3 separate regions of the Homo sapiens genome follow, and regions 1 and 3 are each linked to region 2. A link is a contact called in ENCODE Hi-C or POLR2A ChIA-PET data. All regions are on one chromosome and are shown on one strand. Each heading gives the region's core, a stretch centred on a gene start or an enhancer-like site at or near the end of the contact. The rest is flanking DNA. Distances are from core to core; before and after follow the strand shown. Region 1 overlaps COLEC12 (collectin subfamily member 12). Region 2 holds the start of USP14 (ubiquitin specific peptidase 14). Region 3 overlaps COLEC12 (collectin subfamily member 12).

Region 1 (2,700 bases), core at 50-2,549, 270 kb before region 2:
TCATTTCATCAGCCTGGGGGGACTCTCAGGAATTTGCAGGAATTGGGAAGGAAAAGCTCTGGCCCAGCACACTCCCCTCCTGGTCTAGTCTGCATTTGGTAATTGAGAAGGGATAGGAGGGTTTGGAGTGAGTCTAGGATGTGACACTGAAATCATGGAAAGGAGATGAAGAATGAGCCCTGGGTGGGAGGGGCAGCTGCCCAGCCTGGAAAAGAGCAAGGGTCGGGGGCATGACCCCGTGTGTAGGAAGATGCTTCCAGTAGGCCGGCTCTCCAACAAGGCTGGTGCAAGAGAAAGTAACTTCAACTGCAACTCACGGGTTTGAGTTATGGAGACTGAAGAGCTTTCTGCATACGTTGGTGAATACCATAGACACAATTAAGAAGGTTGCACTAAGTTCTTCTCTGGAGATTTTGAAGAATAAGAACAGATCTCTCCCAGTCTGAGAGGTTACAGATCATGCCTCCCTAGAGGCAATAGCCTGATTTGGATTTGAAGAAGGAAAAAAACCAAGTACAGGAAACCACACCTCTATTGTCCTGCCTTGCTTATTGTGAGTAAGGGAAGGCCGCCCGGCTCGCCTCCTCTCCCCCACACCCATGAGGTGACCCAGCACACCCTGCTCAGCTGTGACATGGCATTCACTCCTCTACCTCCTGGTTGTCGGCAGACTTACTGCTTCTCCTTAGACTGAGCTCTCCAAGGCAGAGCCTTGGTTTCTGCCTCTGTGTCCCCACATCCTGATGCAGGCCTGACACAGAGTAGGTCCAACATACTTGTTGAGCCAGTACATTGACGAGTGACTTATTGACCAGCTGAGGCCAGGTCAGCAGAAACCTCAGTGCCTGAGATGACAACATCAGAAGTCCTCTTGAAAAGCCAGTTTGGTAAGCCAACCTTTGGGCTTGAGCTCTGGTGAGCTATTCACCAGAAAATAGTAAAGGACACTGAATTTCAGTGTTCATAGTGAGACTATTTTCAGCTTTCTCAGAGACAGCATCTGTAAATAATCAGGCAGAAGCCTCTTATAAAACAACATAGGAAAAACCTCAAAGGCTATTCTAAGGCTGCACCATTTAAACAAGATTTTTAACCCATGGGGACGCCAAGATCAACATGGAGCTTCCTGCACATAAAAGTCTGGAATTTCATAGCAATGTGGGGGCAAAAGCTATGATAGCATTTCCCCCTTTCTAAATTATATACTGCTTAGTGTTAATGTGAGCAGAGGGCTGGATGGCGACGGGCTCGCAGCTTACGTAAGTCCCACTACGATCTTCATTCCTTCTGTAATGCAGGATCCATGGTGATGGAGGTTGGGGGAGTCACCAGGCTGGCTGCACTGATGTAAGGCGGAAGGGTCACTCCTAGGTCATGCCATGATTTAAGTCTTTGGTGTAATTTATAACAGGGCTTTCATTCCACATAGAAAAATGATCAGGGATGTTGGTTCTATAATTGTTTTCTCTCTCTAAAAGATGCTGTTCTGGAAACTCGGTTTAGTGGCAGCTATGAATGCTCATCTGTAGCACCTCCCTTTTCCCTCCCATTTGGAAGGAGCAAGAGACTGTCTTCTAGGATGAGAGAGATGAGAGAGATGGCATTAAAGCTTGACATCAGATGAGCCCTTCAGCTCTCTCAACCTGCATAATTCTCTTTTGGGAAGGAGAGACTGGTCTCCAAGCACTTCTTACACCTCCTCTGAACCAGGAACCATATCAGCACATTCTGACTGAGTTAACCTTAATTGTAAAAGACTGGGAAAAAAAAACAAAACAAAAAAAAACAAACAAAAAACAAAACCAGAAGTCGTTCTTACTATCAGACCAGCCCTGGGCGTGTGTGGTCAGTATGATAGGAAAGCTACTGAAAGTTCAGTCTGTTTCCCTTAAAATCTCATTTACTGGTTTCTCAAGTTACCTGAAATTTCTGCTAGAAAGAGTAATTTCTTAAGATTTTTCTAGGAAGGCATTCACTGATACTGGGAAGGCTAGTATTTGAACAACTATCATCATGGCACCTGATAGTTTATGCACTGTGAAGAAGAAAAAAATGATTTATAACCAAAAGGATTTTTGAGGCTATTTTGTTAAAAAAAAGAAGAAGAAGAATTTTATTTGGAAGAAAATAATACATATTTTAATTTTAATCCTGTGTATTCTAGACTTGAGGGAAATGTCACATCTTCATTTTTGTATTCCTAGTTAACACGATGTCCTGCACATGTTCTAGGCCAATAAATAATGGTTTTATTTTGTTTTGTTTTGAGATAGGATCTCACTCTCTTGTCCAGGCTGGAGTGCAGTGGCATGATCATGGCTCACTGCAGCCTTGACTTCCTGGGCTCAAGCAGTCCTCCCACCTCATCTTCCCAAGGAGCTAGGATTACAGGCATCAACATCACACCCAGCTAATTTTTTTGTTTTTTTAGAGATGGGGTCTCACTATGTTGTCCAGGCCAATCTTGAACTCTTGACCTCAAACGATCCTCCAACCTTGGCCTCCCAACGTATTAGGATTACAGGCGTAAGCCACTGTACCCAGCTCCAGTAAATATTGTTTTGAACAAATGAGTGGGAAACGTATTTACAGAGAAAGCTTCTTGGGCTGGCTGGCTGTGGGTCCAGTTGTGTCTTATTTCTAAAAACTAAGAAGTTTATATAAACAAAAAATCAAAGTAGGAATTTAAAGAGAGCATTA
Region 2 (2,700 bases), core at 144-2,643:
TTTTGCTGACCCTCAAAATACAGATTCTCAATATGGAGAGGTCAAAGGAAGGGACCTTAGAAATCTACTTGAGTTCCTTCATTTGGGGGATGAGGAAAAGATCTGATTAAATATTTAAGATAAAGCTCAAATTTTAAAAAAGAAACTCTGGTCAGCGCTGGCATTTTGAGGAAACAGAGGGGTTTTGTTTTATGTGTGTGAATCTACTGGTGTGTTTAAGTATTAGAATATTTCAAGAGCCATTCTACTGTTGTTATGGCTTTAGAAAGGGGTTGGGCAATCATTAAGAATTCGATTCAAGATTCTAGACCATCAAGAATCCACCTTGAGATCAAACAATACTCTTGATTCGTATCATGCTTTGTAAATGCTGAATCTTCAATAAAGGAACTGTAACAGAATAAACAGGGATGGTCAACGAATCACACACCTACAGCCAATTGGAGACACCACACATATTTTAGGTGCCATTTTGAATAAGGCTAGGGAGCAGCAAGGTCCATTCCCTAAGTAAAAGTGATCCCTGGCCAGTACCCTGGACTGTCAGCAAGCAAACAATACAAGCCCCTGTCAAACGCCAATCAAGAAATGACACCCCGGGGATATGTGTATTCATCTACTTCTGAAAGCTCACACCACGTTTCGGATACAGAAATCCAATGCAACGTTTGATGAAACGAAAACGAAGCAAAAAGGTTTACAATCTGCCTCGGGACAAAACTAAAACTGGTACCAAAGGGGCGGTCGAACAAAGGCAAGGGGCAAGAGAAGGGCGAAGGACGACGAAGGGCGGCGAACGCCGCTTGGCAACCCCAAGAAGGGTCGCTCCATCCCTCCCCTTCTTCCCCGCTCCCTTCCACGGCGACCACTGAGAAGCCCAAAGGAATCTCCCTGCACCTCCAGCCTGGCCCAGCGCCCCAGGACACACCCTCACTTTCACCGCACACCAGGGCAGCGTCAGAAACTATTCTGCAGAGTCACGACTTTGAGAGGCTTCCCCATCTCCACTCCCCCCACCCATCGGTGGCTCAGGGGGACGGCGCTCCCCTGCCACGCAGGGCTCCGACCCAGCCGGGAGAGGGGACGGTGCCTGGGTCATCTCCGCGCCGCCGGCCCCGCGCACCCCACCCCGGCCCCTCCCAGTCCATGCCGGGTGCCCGCCCGTGCAGGCCAGGCCTACGCGGAGGCCTAGCGCCGGTCCGGTGTGCTGCGCGCGAGGCCAGGACAGGGCTCACCGGAGTAGAGCGGCATGGCGGGGCGCGGCGGGAGGCGGCGGCGCAGGAGAGCTGGGCCTGACGAGGGCGGCAAAGGGACGGGGACCAGGAGCAGCTGCGGCGGCGGCCGAGGCGGAGGCGCGGTGGTGGCGGCGGCTTCGGTGCGACGAGTCTCATTCAAACCGGCCACTGGCGATGACGCAGCAACACGCAAAACACCCGTGCAGCTCCGGAGCGACTGCAGCGAGGAGACTGGGCGGCAGGACCGGGGCGGGGCCTAGAGGTGGCGAGAGGAGGGAGGAGGGGGAAGGCGGTGGAGGGGTGGCGGGAAGGAAGGAGGGAGCAAGTGAGGGACGGGCGCGGGGCCCCATCCACCGCAGCAGGTGCGCGCCTGCGCACTGCCGCCCATCGCCCTGCGCGCACTGGCCACGTGGTCCTGGCGCGGCCCAGCCCTGCGGCAGATGAAGTGGGAACTTGGTATCCCACCTGCTGTCTGAGGCTGAGGCGGGAGAATCGCTTGAGCCCAGGAGGTCGAGGCTGCAGTGAGCTGTGATCGTGCCACCGCACTCCAGCCTGGGCGACAGAGCGAGACCCTGCCTCAAAATAAAATAAATAAAATTAGTGGTTGTAAAGTCAGAGGTGTTTTGAAACCCAGCTGTTACTAGCTAGCTGTATGATGTCTGCAAACCTCAGTTTTCTTTTCACCCACACCTCATTTTATTGCGTTCTATATATATATATTTATATATTTTTATATATTTATATATTTTTATATATTTATATATATTTATATATTTATATATATTTATATATATATATATATAAATTGAAGGTTTGTGGCAACCCTGGGTTAGTAAGTCCATCAGTTCTGTTTTTCTAACAGCATGTGCTCACTTCGTGTCTCTGTGTCACATTTTGGTAATTCTCACAATATTTTGAACTTTTTAAATACTATTATATCTGTTCCAGTGATCTATGATTACTATTTTAGTTGTTTTGGGGTGCCACTAACCACCCCCGTGTAAAACAGCTAACTCCAATGTTTTGTGTATTCTGACTGCTCTGGCAACAAGTCTTTTCCCACAAGGGTTCAAGGCTTGAGTTCAGGACACAACTGCAGGTGTGGTGGCAATAGCAAGAGAACTAGAATTAGAAGTGGAGCCCACAGATGTGACTGAATTGCTGCAATCTCAAGACAAAGCTTTAATGGGCAAGGAGTCGCTTCTTATGGATAAGCAAAGAAAGTGGTTTCTTGAGATGGAAACTACTCCTGGTGAAGACGCTGTGAACACTGTTGAATGACAACAAAGGATTTAGAATATCATAAACTATGGAACTGTTGATAAAACAGCAGCAGAATTTGACAGGATTGACTCTAATTTTGAAAGAAATTCAAATTTGAAAGTTCTTCTGTGGGTAAAATGCTGAACAGCACTGCATGTCACAGGGAAAACTTTCATGAAAGGAAGAGTCAATCGACGTGGCA
Region 3 (2,700 bases), core at 76-2,575, 320 kb before region 2:
ATGGCCTGGGCCCTCCCTCTGGAGCCTGCATTCTCCCTTTCTGCACTGGGGCGGGGGCGCTAGACTGACTTTGTTTCATTGATTGGTCGCAATGGGTTCTCTTCTGTTATTTTTGGAATCTGATCCGGTATGATAATAGACGTCCAAAGTTAGGATGATGGAGAAGCAAGAGATACATGGTTCAGCCTGTGAAAATCACGGGTGGAGTTAAGGGTTTCCAGTGAGCAACTGTGGGCAGCTGGGAACATTTGTTGTTTGTATTTGACAAACAAAGCTTTGACAGAATTGCTTCTTTGGGGCTCAGGCATAGGAATTATTAATAGCTATGAGAGTAAAAGATCTGAATAATGGCAAACTGTGAAACAGTAACAAGAAAGTAAAAGGAAGCATTCTCTATGGAGTAGATTCAAGTTTCTTTTTTTGGTAAAAACTAAGTGGGAGAGTTCTAAGGGGATTGCTGAAAAATTATTTAGGGGTTACAGTCCAAAACGGGGTATCAGATGTCTTTTCCTCTGAGATCAGTAAGTGTGTTCTTTGAAGCATGTCCTTGAATAGTTTTGTTTATCCACAACTTCACAGGTCTCTCTATAGCTATAGCTTCAAACAAGCCAGGCTTTAACTTTCCCCTTTCTTTCCTCAAAAAATAGTTGCAGATTAGCAAGTATATTTTTAACAGTTTGGCCCACACGGTGCCGAGCATGTCGAAGCAGCCTGAGAAATCTGTGTTGAAGGGAACCCAGCCCTGCCTCTCAGTGCCCCTGCCTCATGCCTTGCCATCACCGTTCCCTCCTTCCAAACCCAGCCTCCAAAGAGATAAACACATGGAACTTTAAATTCATGGCTCCAGTTAAATTATTGAGCTGTTTCTTGCCAAGAGGTTTAGAGAAACTAATGTCTAAAAGCATAGAGGACTACTGAGGCTTCTGAAAAATCACAGCACGGATATGCTTAACCGTATAGCCAGAAAGGAAGGTTCTTTCTGAGGCACATGGCGAGTGTCTGCTTTTAATGCCAAGAGATTGGAAGAGTTTACCAAGAGGATGCCAAACTCTCTTTGGGAAGCTGCTCAAGATAAACACTTGGATGCCTCTACTTCTTGTTGCTGGGCTTTTACGGGGCAGGCTGCCTGTCTCCCCTCTGCTGGGACTCTTCCTGGAAGCCTGGCTTCATCTTCTAATTTGGACAAGGTGTTGATTTGAAGCCATCTATCTCCGACAACAAGGAGGGCTCCAGGCATCCCTCTCACCGCAGCCCTGCAGAAAGCTGACCCATTCCCTGATGGGAATGCCAGGAATTTCCATCATTTCCTGTGGGGAACGACTGAGTAAGCACAGTGAGAGGCTGTCCTTCCAGAGGCACCTTTTCCAAACATTTCTAAGTGAGGCACAGGACTGACACTGGGAGGAAGGTGAAGGGCAAGGGAACAGTGGAACTCGGTGCTCCTGGTGGGGTTTCTTTGAAATGTCCAAAACCATTTGCATCAAGTTAAGGGGAGAGTTTCATTTATGTGGTTTTACAAATCCTAATTGAGTTGGTATTTCTGAATTTATTTATTTATTTATTTTTGAGACGGAGTTTAGCTCTTGTCGCCCAGGCTGGAGTGCAGTGGCGCGATCTCGGCTCACTGCAACCTCCGCCTCCCGGGTTCAAGTGATTCTCCTGCCTCAGCCTCCTGAGTAGCTGGGACTACAGGCGCCGCCACCGAGCCCAGCTAACTTTTTTGTATTTTTAGTAGAGACGGGGTTTTATCCTGTTGGCCAGGCTGGTCTTGAACTCCTGACCTTGGGTGATCCGCCTGCCTTGGCCTCCAAAACTGCAGGGATTACAGGCGTAGCCACCACCCCTGGCCTCTGATTTAATAAGAATTCGGTGTCAAAATGGCATGTGAGGAACTCAGTGCAAAAGAGATTCTCAGGCTGACAGAGCTGGAAGGGGAGTCACAGAGTAGCTCTTTATCTGGCCCCTGTATCCTCTGCTTCCAGGCAGGCAGGTGGAGCTCCTAAACGCCGAGAAAGGGAGTTCCTTGGCTGTCACTGCTTTTTATATAAACTGAGGAGATTTCATAATCTTTATCACCATACATGATAACCACAGGCTCCTTTGGCAACACCATGCACCTAGGTTTCCCTTCTTCCTGCCAAGAGGACTTCTCACTGGTTAGGTCAGACCCTCCTTGCCTTGTCTTTCCTGCCCATCAGTAAAAAAAAGATTCAACACCACATTCCATGTGATTATGATCTGTTTTAAACCATGTGAAGAGAAAGTCGTGTGAAAGAAACCATTAAACGCTCCTTCGTGGATATCTATTATGTGCCAGGTGATTTCCCACCCATTAGTTCATTGAATTCCCCCAGAAACCCTTTGAGGTGGGAATTATATGTGGTTTACAGGTGAGAGCCAAAGCTCCCAAGGTTGGTAGCATGGCCAATGTTGGAGTTAAGCCTGATTTCAGGCCTCAGTGTTCTTTCTGCTCTACTTGTGACTGGGAAGCTCACAGACACGGCCATACTCCAGCATCCCAAAATTTTTAATGGAAAAGCAAGTCATCATAAATGATCCTGCACTAAATCAGCAGCTGTTGATATGGTCTTATATTTCACAATTTCATAATATGTGTCATATTGAACACTGGAGCCCTGAATTTTCCACCATTTAAAGTATAACTCCTCCTCCCCACTCTCTCTGGTTTTCATTCACTTA

Evidence for each region. Hi-C counts contacts between places; a loop is a spot of excess contacts on that map. ChIA-PET counts read pairs that join two places held with the same protein, here RNA polymerase II (POLR2A). Pooled maps may share reads with other maps.
Region 1: POLR2A ChIA-PET joins it to region 2 with 11 read pairs in WTC11. The contact joins the enhancer-like site here to the promoter of USP14 in region 2. POLR2A ChIA-PET finds 5 or more read pairs at or near these places in 3 of 52 experiments (OCI-LY7, WTC11 and activated CD4-positive, alpha-beta T cell).
Region 3: a loop to region 2 is called in a pooled map, with 2.2 times the contacts of the local background. The contact joins the enhancer-like site here to the promoter of USP14 in region 2. A Hi-C loop is called at or near these places in 2 of 50 pooled maps. POLR2A ChIA-PET finds 5 or more read pairs at or near these places in 2 of 52 experiments (GM10248 and GM12878).

What each region holds. Positions count from the first base shown.
Region 1 is chr18:422,835-425,534 of GRCh38, reverse strand. All of the region lies in intron 2 of COLEC12 (collectin subfamily member 12), which reads left to right. Among named protein-coding and RNA genes, the nearest start is that of COLEC12, 77 kb to the left of the region's middle. Within about 2 kb of position 1,299, at least 2 of the 41 ENCODE cell types and tissues checked have a DNase peak (open chromatin) inside an H3K27ac peak, as active enhancers do.
Region 2 is chr18:157,250-159,949 of GRCh38, reverse strand. It overlaps USP14 (ubiquitin specific peptidase 14), which reads right to left and starts at 1,393. Exons shown (of 16, transcript NM_005151.4): 1 at 1,236-1,393. The coding sequence starts at 1,251. It overlaps LOC105371951 (a long non-coding RNA gene), which reads right to left. Exons shown (of 4, transcript XR_935081.2): 4 at 1,781-1,807. RefSeq lists silencers at 1,002-1,181, 1,452-1,721.
Region 3 is chr18:473,941-476,640 of GRCh38, reverse strand. All of the region lies in intron 2 of COLEC12 (collectin subfamily member 12), which reads left to right. Among named protein-coding and RNA genes, the nearest start is that of COLEC12, 25 kb to the left of the region's middle. Within about 2 kb of position 1,325, at least 4 of the 41 ENCODE cell types and tissues checked have a DNase peak (open chromatin) inside an H3K27ac peak, as active enhancers do.